Regions from separate parts of the Homo sapiens genome. Here region 1 is linked to region 2. Evidence: chromatin contacts called from ENCODE Hi-C data. All regions are on one chromosome and are shown on one strand. The core of a region is the stretch at or near the end of the contact, and the rest is flanking DNA. Distances in the headings are between cores, read along the strand shown. Region 1 has its middle 420 kb from the start of NBAS. Region 2 overlaps NBAS (NBAS subunit of NRZ tethering complex).

The links. A loop is a pair of places that touch in the nucleus more often than their neighbours do. Pooled maps may share reads with other maps.
Region 1: a map with no recorded cell type shows a loop between it and region 2 (10-fold over the local background). The contact joins two enhancer-like sites. A Hi-C loop is called at or near these places in 6 of 37 single-sample maps with no recorded cell type and 10 of 50 pooled maps.

The regions. Positions count from the first base shown.
Region 1 is chr2:15,138,249-15,144,408 of GRCh38, reverse strand. It overlaps a transcript of NBAS not described here. Among named protein-coding and RNA genes, the nearest start is that of NBAS, 420 kb to the left of the region's middle. RefSeq lists enhancers at 1,797-1,886, 2,277-2,346, 1,409-2,608 and a silencer at 1,630-1,924. Within about 2 kb of position 2,133, at least 6 of the 41 ENCODE cell types and tissues checked have a DNase peak (open chromatin) inside an H3K27ac peak, as active enhancers do.
Region 2 is chr2:15,309,314-15,315,387 of GRCh38, reverse strand. The region is part of intron 38 of NBAS (NBAS subunit of NRZ tethering complex); the gene reads left to right. Among named protein-coding and RNA genes, the nearest start is that of NBAS, 250 kb to the left of the region's middle. Within about 2 kb of position 3,692, at least 3 of the 41 ENCODE cell types and tissues checked have a DNase peak (open chromatin) inside an H3K27ac peak, as active enhancers do.

The DNA.
Region 1 (6,160 bases), core at 884-3,383, 170 kb after region 2:
GAAACAAACATTATATTTTATTTAATAGGCTGGGAGGTTGATGGGGATGGAGAACATATTTGACACTTTGGTCTGTGTCAGGCTTTCCTGGGTTGAGCCTGGAAATTACCTTGGTGCATATAGTTCAGGAAGGTTTGCCAAGGCAGCCATACTCGGGCTGTAGGAGCTGGGACACAGCCATGCTACACAATTTGTGGAATGCATGTTGTCTTTTGACACTGTGTGTGCATATGTGTTGGGGAGGGACCGTGGGTGGGCCCTGGGGGCCAGGCTGTGGAGTCACAACAATGTGACAAGGTGTATTAGTCAGGTTTCTCTAGAGGGACAGAACTAATGGGAGATATATATATATATATATATTTTTATATATAGGATAATATATATATATAGTATTAACTCACACAACCACAAGGTCCCACAAGGGGCTATCTGTGGTCTGAGGAGCAAGGAGAGCCCGTCCGAGTTCCAAAACTGAAGAACTTGAAGTCTGATGTTTGAGGGCAGGAAGCATTCAGCACAGGAGAAAGATGTAGGCTGGGAGGCTAGGCGAGTCTCCCTTTTCACATTTTTCTGCCTGCATATATTCTAGCCATGCTGGCAGCTGATTAGATGGTGCCCACTCAGATTAAGGGTAGGTCTACTTTTCCCAGCCCACTGACTCAAATGTTAATCTCTGTGGCAGCACCCTCACAGACACACCCAGGATCAATACTTTGTATCTTTCAATCCAATCAAGTTGACACTCATTATTAACCATCATACGAGGGGTGTGTGGAGGTTATGTAACCACCACTTGCAAACCTCCAAAGGGCTGCAGAGGGACACACGTGCTCTGTTTGGCTCTAAGGGCAGGACGAAGCCCGTGGGTGGAGAATTCATCCAGTCCATTCAGAGACCCATCTCACAGACATGCCCTTGTTTCTAAGTTGTTTGTGTTTGTTCTGAGTTTCATGTTCGACTGACTCTTCAGTGAAATCACAAGGGCCTCAGGATCAAAACTGCTCCGTCAACCAGTGTTGGATTTGCAGCGGCCCCTGCAACATGAAGGTGCTGAGGGTATGGGCTTCAGAGTCAGACAAACTCCAGGTGGATCTCAGCTCTGCAGACGCGGACTTGCTGCAGGACCACGGGCTCAATGAGCCTCTAATTCTTGTTTGTAAAAGAAGGATCGTAATCGATTTCACAGGGTTGTTTGTGAGCCTTAAGTGAGATAAAGAATTGTAGAAAGGGGCTGAGTACCTGGTCAAGCCCTGTAGGTGGCAAAAAGGGGTAAATGATAACAGTAGGCTTCCAGATCTTCTGATCTATTTGGGGTGACAAGACACGCTGAAAGCAGAAAATAACCAAGTACATATTTCAACGGGCTGATGAGTGAGTAGTCTAGAGAATACTGCACGGACCAGTTTGTTTCTTTTGCAGAGCTAGTGTTCCAAAATGACTTGTTGCAGGAGGTCAGGATGACTCTTTGGGCACCCTTTGCTCAACCTTTAATTATAAAAACTATTAGCAAAACGGAGGGATGTTTCTTTTAACGTTTCAACATCTTCCTTGCCCTCATCTGTACGCTAGATGTAGGTTCAAAAGTAAAGCAAAGGTGCTCTTAAGATATCTCTTGAGGGGATGTGTGTTTCTATCCATGGAATGTTCCTTATCTCCCCTCTCCATCATCCTCTGCAGAGATAGACAGAGAGCACTTGAGAGGAAGATGACAGGAAGACTTTACAGCCGGCACCGTGGAAATAGCCCCTTCGGGGAACAGGATGTGGCAGGGATAAACCTGTATTTGGAGTTTTTAGCAAGGCCCAGCAGGATGACTAATGCAGGAAGGTGCCAGTCAGGGAGCTGGCAGATGTCTCTTCAAAACAAGGGGAGCGTTCCCTCAAATATTTGCCTGTCAGCCTTGCGGAGGCGACCATTTTTAGCTCTTCAATAAATTGTCCCTTTGTGGCAGTAGCAGCTAAGCCTCCTGACGTCATCTGCAGGAACCTTATTTGGTTTTGTTGGGGAAGCATTTCAAGCTGAGAAATGCACATGCCTCCTCCCGGATGTGACATTCATCTGCTGAGCTCAGCCCACACACCTGTGCCTCTCAGCAAAGCCACATGTGCTGTTTCGGGCAGAGGTTGACAAACGTCAAGGCTGGCTGCTCTCAGTTGCTCTATTATCTCCTTCCTGCTGCTGTCTTCCGGTTCCCCTCATTTTTCGTGCATTTGCAACTGTTGACAGGCTGGGTTGCTGAGGGTGGTTACCTCTGACATGCACTCCTCCTGGCATTTTCTGAATATCATCGTTCTGAAGTGTGTGTCCCCCAACACGTGGGTGGAGATGAATGGGTATTCCATATTCAGTGATTGGAGGTAATGCTGGATTTATTCTCTGACATGAATTTTGTGATTGTAAATGTCACAGACTCACACTGTTTTTAAATATGTTTATGACTTCAGAGTCAATGGGAATCTGAATTTCAAGAGCTCATTATTTCTCTTTCCAGGAAGGGGAAAACAAAACCCGTACAGACATAATAACATCTGCTGAGTTTATTTGGTGCCTGACATCAGTGATGTTGGATTTGAACTGTTCTCTAGCATCCCCTGCCCCTTTTTTATTGGGGGAAAGGGTATGATCTGCTAAAGAAAGCACAGGTTTTGAGTTCTAGTCTCTCCACTTTGCCTGAGTGCATGAGTGGCCCCTACGGTAAAAACAAAAAACAAAACAAAACAAAACAAAATTGATTTTGCTGAAAATGAGCAATATGTTCACATTGTGCATCAAATATCTTGGTTTTGTATCAAAATGAGTCTAGCCTTTATAAACCAGCATGCTAACTCTTTCCTCAGCTTCAGTTTAGGGGTTAATTGTAATGTTTAAAAACAGAATGACATCGTCTCAGGCCTCTAGAATATGGAGTAAGAAACAGATCAAGAGAAAAGGGCTCTCCCCAGTCCAAGCTCTGCCATTCGCTGATGCTACATCCTGGATAAGACCACGAATCTGCCTGAGCCTCACTGTTGTCGTCTGTAAAACGGGTGCTGTGATTGCCAACTCACTGGGCAGTCCCCGGTACTAAATGAGCTAGTGTGTGTGTGAAATCACTGAACTCATAAGATTTGCTCATATACACATGTTGGGTTTAAACAGAGGAAATCTCACCATAGTCTAGGCCAATTCAAAATTGTAGAGCTCTGCAGAGGGAGCGGGAGAGGAAGGAAAAGAGTGAAGGAGGGAGGGAGAGAGAGGGGGAAAAAGAGAAGGGAAAAGGGGATGGGAGCGAGAGAGAGACAGAGACAGAGAGACACTGGATTTTTCCTAAAAAATCTCAAGAAAGATATTTCCTCCAAAAGAAATACTTTGCACAGAAATAAGACCATTTCAGATCACACAAGAATAATAGTGTACATTTATTGAACACTTACTAAATACTGTATCCTATACATTTTCTCTAAAGAAGAATCCCCTAGTTTTCTACATGGAATGGGGATAAGCCTGGCTTGCAGGTAAGTCTCAAAGAATTTCTGAAAAATGTATGTTCAACCTTATTATGAATGTATTATACCATTTAATGCTCAAAACAACCCTATTTAGTACAAGTATAATATTAAATGTATTTCACATACTTTTTCACTTCCTTTCTGGATTACTCATGACTACCTTTTAGGTCACAATCAAGGTTAAGGTAGAAGCATCTGCCCCAAGGACCCCATCTAGCATATCCACCAGGGTCATGTAGAATTCCTGCTGAATTCACCTTTGGATTGCTGCAGACATTTCTGCAATTAAAAAGTAATAGTTCTTCCTGTTTGAATAGCATTCCTTTATATTTACCAAATGCTTTCCTGTACAAAATTTTATATAACCCTGAACAAACCTCTGTGAAGCAGATATTAATCTCATTTGCAAATGAGAAGCATAAGAACTATGTGAGTTAAATGACTTGGTTAAGGTCACCAAGTGGTAACACTAGGATTTGAACCACAGTTATCCAATTTGATGTCCACTTTTCCTACAAACCACCCCAAATTTAGGGTTGTCAACCAACAACCCGTATATTATGCTCACAGACCCTGTGGGTCAGGAATTTGGAAAGGTCATGGTGGCAACTCTTTCTGCTCCATGTTGTCTGGAGCCTCTTCTGGGAAAACTGAAAGGGTGGGGTGACTTGACAACTGGAAGCTAGAATTATCTGAAAGCTTGTCACTCACTTGTCTCACGGTTGAGGCGGGCTATTCACTGGAACCTCAGTGAGGACTATTGGTCAGGGCACTTACACGTGGCCTCTCTATGTGGCTACTTGGGCTTCCTCACAACATGGTGGTTGTGTTCCAAGAGCAAGTGTTCTAAAATGAGGTAGGCAGAAGTTGTGTCACCTTTACAACCTAGCCTTGGAAGTCATATTGCATTACATCCACCACGTCACCAACCTACCCACATTTATGGGGAGGGAAACAGACTTCACCTCTCTGTGGGAAGAATGTCAAAGTCACATTAGAAGAGCAGATGGGATGAAAGATGTTACTGCGGCTGTATTTGAAAATACAACCTGTTACCAACTACTGTACACTCTACTGAAGGAAACAGGGCTGCCTTATTGATTTCAGGAGACTGCTTTAGGAAAGGTTTTCTGGGAGAAAAAATGGAACCAATGTCCTTAGTGCCTGTCTCGTATCTTCTATTCTCAGATGAAGGACTACTAGGGGAGGTGAGGGACCCTTGTTCAGTTTGCTAAGGCATGGTTTCTCTTATGTTCTAGCTTCATAAATGAGACCAATAAATGGTGACTACAGCAGGAAGCAGGATTTTCTGGCTTCTAAAATATATTATTCTTGTTATTTTTGTAAAGGATTTGAGGTGGTTTTTATATAGTGTGTATACACTTGCACACACACATACACACACACACACACACACACCATACACTAAAACCACAGAAGATAGAGGCAGAAAGTAAAAAGCAGTAACTCATATTAAAATCACATTTACTATCTTAAAATCACACTTAAACAGCAATTGAATACCAGATTAAACTCCAAGCTTCCTGGAAGACAAGACAAAAAGGGCCAAGACTATTTGTGAAATCGGGGGGTCTTAAATGCTTTTCTATTCCCCATGATTTCTCTAAGTACTGAAGGCAGCAGACCATTCCTTTTTTCCTGGTAGTTTTTAAAAGCTTCTTACTTTTTATAAAAAAAGATGATAATGGCCTGTGTTAGTGACATTTCAAAGGAAAAAAGTAAATTGGAGATGCACACTTGGGGTCATTGTCAGTCTGGGGTTGGAGCCTCCCTGTGAGAGGCAAAATATTCTTTATTATCTCGCAGCTCCACTGGACTCTTTTACAAAATCCATGCTAGGGCACTGGAGCAGAACCCTTCCTACCTCCTGCCCTCCAAGAACAAACAAAAAATCAGCAGAAAACTTAAGATGTAAAAAAAATGTGTTTGACATCCCAAAGGCAATTGAGAGAAAACAAAAGACTACCCTCTCTTTCTCTTTTTCTCCCAAGAATAAGGTGACTTCTTGGAGCTGACTTCTTTGTTTCACACTGAGCTCACAAATGTGTCTTAATTATTCCACTCTTCATTCTTTACAGTGTCTAAATTCTCTTTATTATTTGAATGGGTCCAGTTCAGCCACTGCACAAAACTGATACATTCAGAGTCTGAAGAAATTAGCCATGAAATGAGCATCTCTTGAATATTGGTTATTGCTTTTTTTTTTGCCCAGTTACTTAATTATTTGTTTGAAGACTCAAAGGTCTGTGGACTCCATTCTGAGGTCTGAGTTTAGAGGAGAACAAGGAGAGTGGTCTTCATTCTCAGGTGCGTGACCCAGGAGTTGGCCTCCAGGTCCTGGGCTCTTTGTCCCATGCCAGGCTGCTCCCCGGGATAAAAGGATTGTATGTGGACAGCACGGAGCTCAGGTCCTAGTGCAGAATAAAATGCTCTGTGAGTCATAACCATTGTGATTTTGTCCATGAGGCTGATCTGAGGACATGACCTCTCTGCTTAAAATGCTTCATAGGCTCCGTTCCAAGCATCATAACCCATCCTGCACCACCTGGACTCTGCACCACTTGGCCTCTGCTTACCTTTCCAGGACATCCTTGTGCTCCCTGCTCCAGCCTCACTAAACCTCTCTCCAATTCTAGCAGTTTCTGGGCTTT
Region 2 (6,074 bases), core at 2,443-4,942:
GTGAACTCCTGTTCAATCCTGCTCATTCTCCGTTCACTCCCGTACACTCCTGTGTACCCTCCAGTTAATATTGCCACATTTACTGTACCTGTATTTTTCCACCCCTCTATTCATCAACCAAACCCAACTTCTTTTCTGATGCATTTCAAAGTAAATCATAGATATCAGTAAACTTCACCTCTTGACACTACACTGCATATCTTTAACTATTTTTTACTTTTGTGTGTTTTAAAATTTACAGTGAATTACAAAAATCTTAGTTGTATGATTGTACAGATTGTGACAAGTGCAGCACCTGTGTAACCCTCACTCCTGTCAAGATGCAGACCTTATTGCCACCCTAGAAAGTCTTAGCCTCTTCCCAGCACACGCCCAACCCACACTTCCGACAGGGCACCCCATGCTCTGATTTTTCCCCACTGTAGATTAGTTTTGATTGTTCTAGAATTCATTAAATGCAATCATATATTTTGTATAACAAAGTGAAAGTTTTTGAGATTCATCTATGTTGTATCCATCCGTAGGTTTTTGTTTTTGTTTTAAATTATTGAGTAGTATTTCATTGTAGGCATATAAAACTGTACATCCACGCTCCTATTAAAGGATACCTGGGGTCTTTCAGCTTATGGTTGTTATTGTTTTAAAAAGCTGCTGTGAACTCTCATACAAGTATTTTGGTGGACATGTGTTTTCATTTCTCTTAGGTAAATTTTAATGGTATTGCTGGGTCAAAGATTATGGGTTTGTTTAGTTTTATAAGGGACCGCCAGAATTCTTTTACTTTCAGCTGTTGTGGATTTTTTGGGCTGTGGTTTTTCAAGACTGTGGGTTTTCTATCTGAGTTTTACCTGCCCAGCATGGCACGGGCAGGAGCTTGCCCTCAGGATTGAAGCTGTAAAGATGGGAAACTCACCAATACCATTCATTCTTTCAAATGGCAGCCATCTTCCAGTTTTTATTGGCTTTAGGTAACTATCCAGTGGCTTTTAATACTTGTTTTTTGTTGTTGTTGTTATTTGTTTGTTTTGTGATGGAGTCTCTCTCTGTTGCCCAGGCTGGAGTGCAGCGGTGTGATCTTGTCTTGGCGCACTGCAGTCTCTGCCTCCCAGGTTCAAGCAATTCTCATGCGTCAGCCTCCTGAGTAGCTGGGACTACCGGTGCATGCCATCATGTCTGGATAGTTTTTTTGTATTTTTAGTAGAGATGGGGTTTCACCATCTTGACCAGGCTGGTCTCAAACTCCTAGCTTCAAGTGATCCACCTGCCTCGGCCTCCCAAAGTGCTGGGATTACAGGCATGAGCCACCATGCCCGGCCTTTTAATACTTGTTTTTTATATTTTATCTAGAGTTTACAGTTTTAATCTGTAGGAGGGCTGTCTGGATAATAGAACCCAATCACTGAAGAATTTAAATAGAATTACTATTCTGGATTTCACTGGAGTTCACCAGGTGACGTGTGGTTAATGTCTGAGTCATAGTTTCCTAGAAAGAGTAATAGAAAGCCAGAGAGCCTTTTGCTTAGGATTAATTCTGAGGAGTCAACTCATGAATGAAGTCTTTAACTGGTCAAAATAATTTTGCACATTCTCCAGCTGGCTTGGGTGGTTGAAACAGATGTCAAGAAGTCCCTAGGGAATTAGACCTCATGGATGTTCAGGTGGGTGAACTGCACAAGCTCAACAGCATTTCTGGAGGAGATGCTCAAAGTGAGAATTTAAAAACCACATGGCAGTAGCAATGAAAATTGCAGTTGCATGTGTTGTTTGACCCAGTAGCTCCACTTCTAGGAATTTATCCTAAGAATATCTTCATTCACATTCTTAAAATGGCATATATTAATTGTTTGTCATAGCATAACATTGTCAATCGCCTGATAGGTACTGATCAAGAAAGACATCGATTTTATTTTGGGTCTTCTGTTTCCTGTCTTTACAGATGAACTGCCTTTCTGAGTTTGGCAGATTTACATAAGCTTCCAAGCCTGTGTAAAAACAAGATAATACTATCTTCTTGCAGGATTTTTGAGACACATAGAGCTAAGTGATATAAAACACCTATTTCATGTTTGGCTCCTCAGAGCATATATTTTTAAAATTATATGTATTTGTGTTTTAGATTAATTTTATTATTTTTGTTATACAAAGCAATGGCATGAGCACAGGCAGAGAGTTTGGATAGCAGACTGATTTGGTTGACATACAGGGTAGGTTTAATGGCAAATTAAAACCACAAATTAAAGTTGGCCCATATTTATGGAGACTTTAAACGCTCCATAGGAAATGTTAACTTTCGTTTTTTAGGGAATGGGAAACTAATGAAGATTCTTTTTCTGAGCTAGAGAATGACACAATTACTGAGTGCTTGAGTAAAATTAATATGAAACTGCTATTTTAAGAAAGTGCTGGAAGGAGAAAGACTGAAGGCATCAGGTAGAGCAGCATTGGGGGGCTATTGAAATGGTCTAATTTTTGAACAATTAAAGCCTAGAGTTTGTGGCAGTGAAAATAGAAAGTATGTGTGAAAGAGTTCTTTGGAAATTATTCAGTTGGATTTGACGAGGAACCAAGTGCTGGCAGCAGAGGAGAGGATGAAGTCCAAGATGACTCTGTGGTGTTAAGTTTAGTTTATTGGGAAAATAAGGTACTATTTTAGAAATATGAAAGTTATTGGGTAAAGAATGATTAATTTGAGGTAGCATTTGAGTGGCAGTGTCCAACAAGGAGTTGGTAAGGCCAGTCTTATGAGATGGTTCAAACCTAAATAGTGGGAAAATAGACCAGGGTACCAGCTGAATTTAAGGATAGAATTGAGACTGGGCATGGTAGCTCATGCCTGTAATACCAGCACTTTGGGAATTCGAGGCAGGAGGATCACTTGAGGCCATCAGTTCAAGACCAGCTTGGGCACCATGAAAATACTCCGTCTCTATAAAAAAATTTTAAAGCAATAGTCTGGTGTGGTGGCACACGCCTGTCATTCTAGCTACATGGGAGGCTTAGGCAGGAGGTTCACTTGAGCCCAGATTTTGAGGCTACAGTGAGCCAAGACTGTCCCATTCTACTACAGCCTGGGCAATAGACTGAGACCCCATCTCTTTAAAAAGTAAAGAAAAAAAAAGAATGTAGTTGAATTCTCTAGGTGAGGATGTAAGGTGGGATTAAGAGATAGTGAAGAACTGACCTAACTGAATACTCACATTGAAGAATCAAGGACGAAGATCTGGTGACGCACACAGAGGAGGATCATCTGAGGAACAGATGCAGGAGAACTCAGTGTCCTTGAAGCCAAAGGCAGGCCTATCTGGCAGTGCCTAGTGCTACAGTGAGATTTAAGAGAAAAAGAAGAGAGAAAAGACCTTGGGTTTGGTGACCTTTGGAGGTCATATTACTTGGGACCCAGGGATGGAGGGACTTGAGGAAAGAGGGAGTGTCAAGGTAATGGGTGCAGTGGGGCAGACCACTCATTTGTAAGGTTAGCAGTGAAAAGAAAGGGGACTGTGGAAGTTGTCAGAGTGGAGAGTTATCAAGGGGAGAATTCTTTTCTAACACCGAGATGATTTGTTTGTGTGTTGGCACTAGGCAAATAAAAAAGTTACTGTGACTCTGAATCCTCTCTTGTAAGTTGAGGAAAACATCTAACTTCTTCCGTAGAGAGGTTGTGAGGGGGAACTAATTCAAATGATTGCTGAGTGCTCGTTGAGAAGCAGCTAAGCCACAGGAAATAAGATAACAGAGGTTTGTCAGCTCATCAAGTGTGACTATTTAAGTCTGTTCTTGCTTCTTGGTGAAATTAGTCTTTATGCTTAAATGCAATTGTTAATTCATTAATAATTATGATTTATCTAAAATGGAAATAATTGTCTCTGTTGCACTGTGGTTGTTATTGGAAGAACCTTTTATCAATCATTTTTAGTGGGAAACGAAAACATGTTGTAACTGAAGAAAAGAATTTGCTTACTCAAGCCTGTGGTTTATAGAGGGATGGAGGGAACCTACTGGGTACTTTCTGTGTGCTAGAGTGATGCTCTGCACTTTGCATACTTTACTTCATTTAGTCCTTATTTACTGCTTCAGACCCCAAATGCAAAATGCTTTGAAAACCAGAAAGATTTTTATAATTTGTTTGGCATCAAAACCTGAACTAAACTGACATGAGGCTACTTTATAGTCTGCTTATCTCACTTAATATGAGTATTCAGATGTTTTGCAGCAGATATATTAATGTCTTTGATTATTGGGTGTTCCCACACCATACTTAGGGTGTTATGTAATACATGATATGTATATAGCACAACCTCCTAAAGTCCAAAACATTCTGAATTCTGGAACTCAAAATTATGTAGTCAATCAGTTGGGGACCTGAGCTTTGATCCCAGGACTTTCTGGTTCTGACAATGGTTTCCTTCCTGCTGTATCATTCTGTTGGATTTTGTAGGCAAGAGATTCATTATATATGTATAGATTTTGTTGTAGTTGTTGTTCTAAAACATGCCTGGGATTTTGGTTTTATCTGGGTATTGGTAAGACACACAGACATGGAAACGATTGTCACGAAGGAAGAAGTTTATATTCACAGATGCCTAAAAATGGAAGGCAGGACACACCCAGGTGGGGAAGCATCCTGGTGGTTTAGAGGCAGAAGGAGCCAGGAGAAGGCATGGGTGAGGGCCCAGGTTTCGTGGGAAGTAATAGGCGAGGCAGGGTAGACAAGTGTTGAGATTACGGGCATGAACCCCCATGCCCAGCTACCTCTTCTTTGATCTTGTAATAGCTTGTACAAAATTTGATTTGGGCCCTTTGAATTACATTTTACATTATTTGTTTAGAGTCTTTTTATTCTTGAAAGGATTCTAATTCATAAGGCAATGTCTGGTTCAAAGAAGGTTCTTGTTGATGTTGAGTGAAGGAATAAATTTGGAAGTAGACCTTGAAATAAATAGCTTTTGATTAGAAAATGTCTCTAAAACTGTATGATTCCTTGCAGGAGCTGAGGCTGACTGGTGGTCCATTTGGTTCCTAAGGTTCGGATAACATGTAGGAAATAAATATTTGGATAACTGATGTTCCCTTTGTAGATACACAGTGGGGAAGACACAGTAGGTTTTCTCTGTGAATCATCCACAGGAAATTTAGAGTTCTAGGTCAGCCTCTGACACTTGAGCCATTTGTAGTTTCCTTCTCACCCTCCCACCATCCCCAGTGCCTAGACTATCAGCTAAACAGAGATTATACAAACAACTTAAATGTCAGTCTAAGTAAGACATAATTGGGAGGGTAAATCTTCTGGAAAAATCATGTGGTGCATTTCCAAAGTCAAATATCATTTCCGTTGAATTATTCGTATACTATCCCCTTCATTAGTGCCGATCATGAGCATCTGTGTTTTTTAAAAATAAAGGATTCATATTGTGATTACATATGACTACTTAGTATTTGCTACTGAGATGCTAAATGAATAGGATACATCCTTATTGAAACAAGCTGTGTACAAACACAGACCGTATTGACAATGCATACTCTTATGTTAAAGCTATGACATTGGCAAGTTGTGGTTTGTGTAAAAATTTATGTGAAAAAGACAAGTTTTTAATGGTTGGGATATTTTAAGACATACAAGCAAAATGAAAGACTGATTTTCTTTTTGTGGAGCGTGATGAGGAGGGGTGTTATTGGAAGGAACAAAATCATATTATCATCATTGTAGTAATCAAAAGATTTACTCTAAATTTGCACTCCTAAAGCTATTTTATTGCTCTGATCTTTAGTACTCATATTATCACCCTCCATATTAGCTAACATTGATACACAATTTTGCAGCATGGTCTGCATCTTTAAAACCAAAATACCCAGCTCTAGGAAACCAGCCTCTCTCATGTCTTTGCACTTAACCTTTGCAGCTGCCCTGACAGAATTTCCTCATGTGTAAGTAACCAATAGTATACTTTTTCTGAATTAAGGCAAGGTTACTATTTAACACAGTTCCATATGATCTGTTTTTAGATGGTGCTGAACAGCCTTTCCTAAAAGGTCTCTGCCACTAATTATTTGTTGAAATCTTATGGGGCTGAAAACAT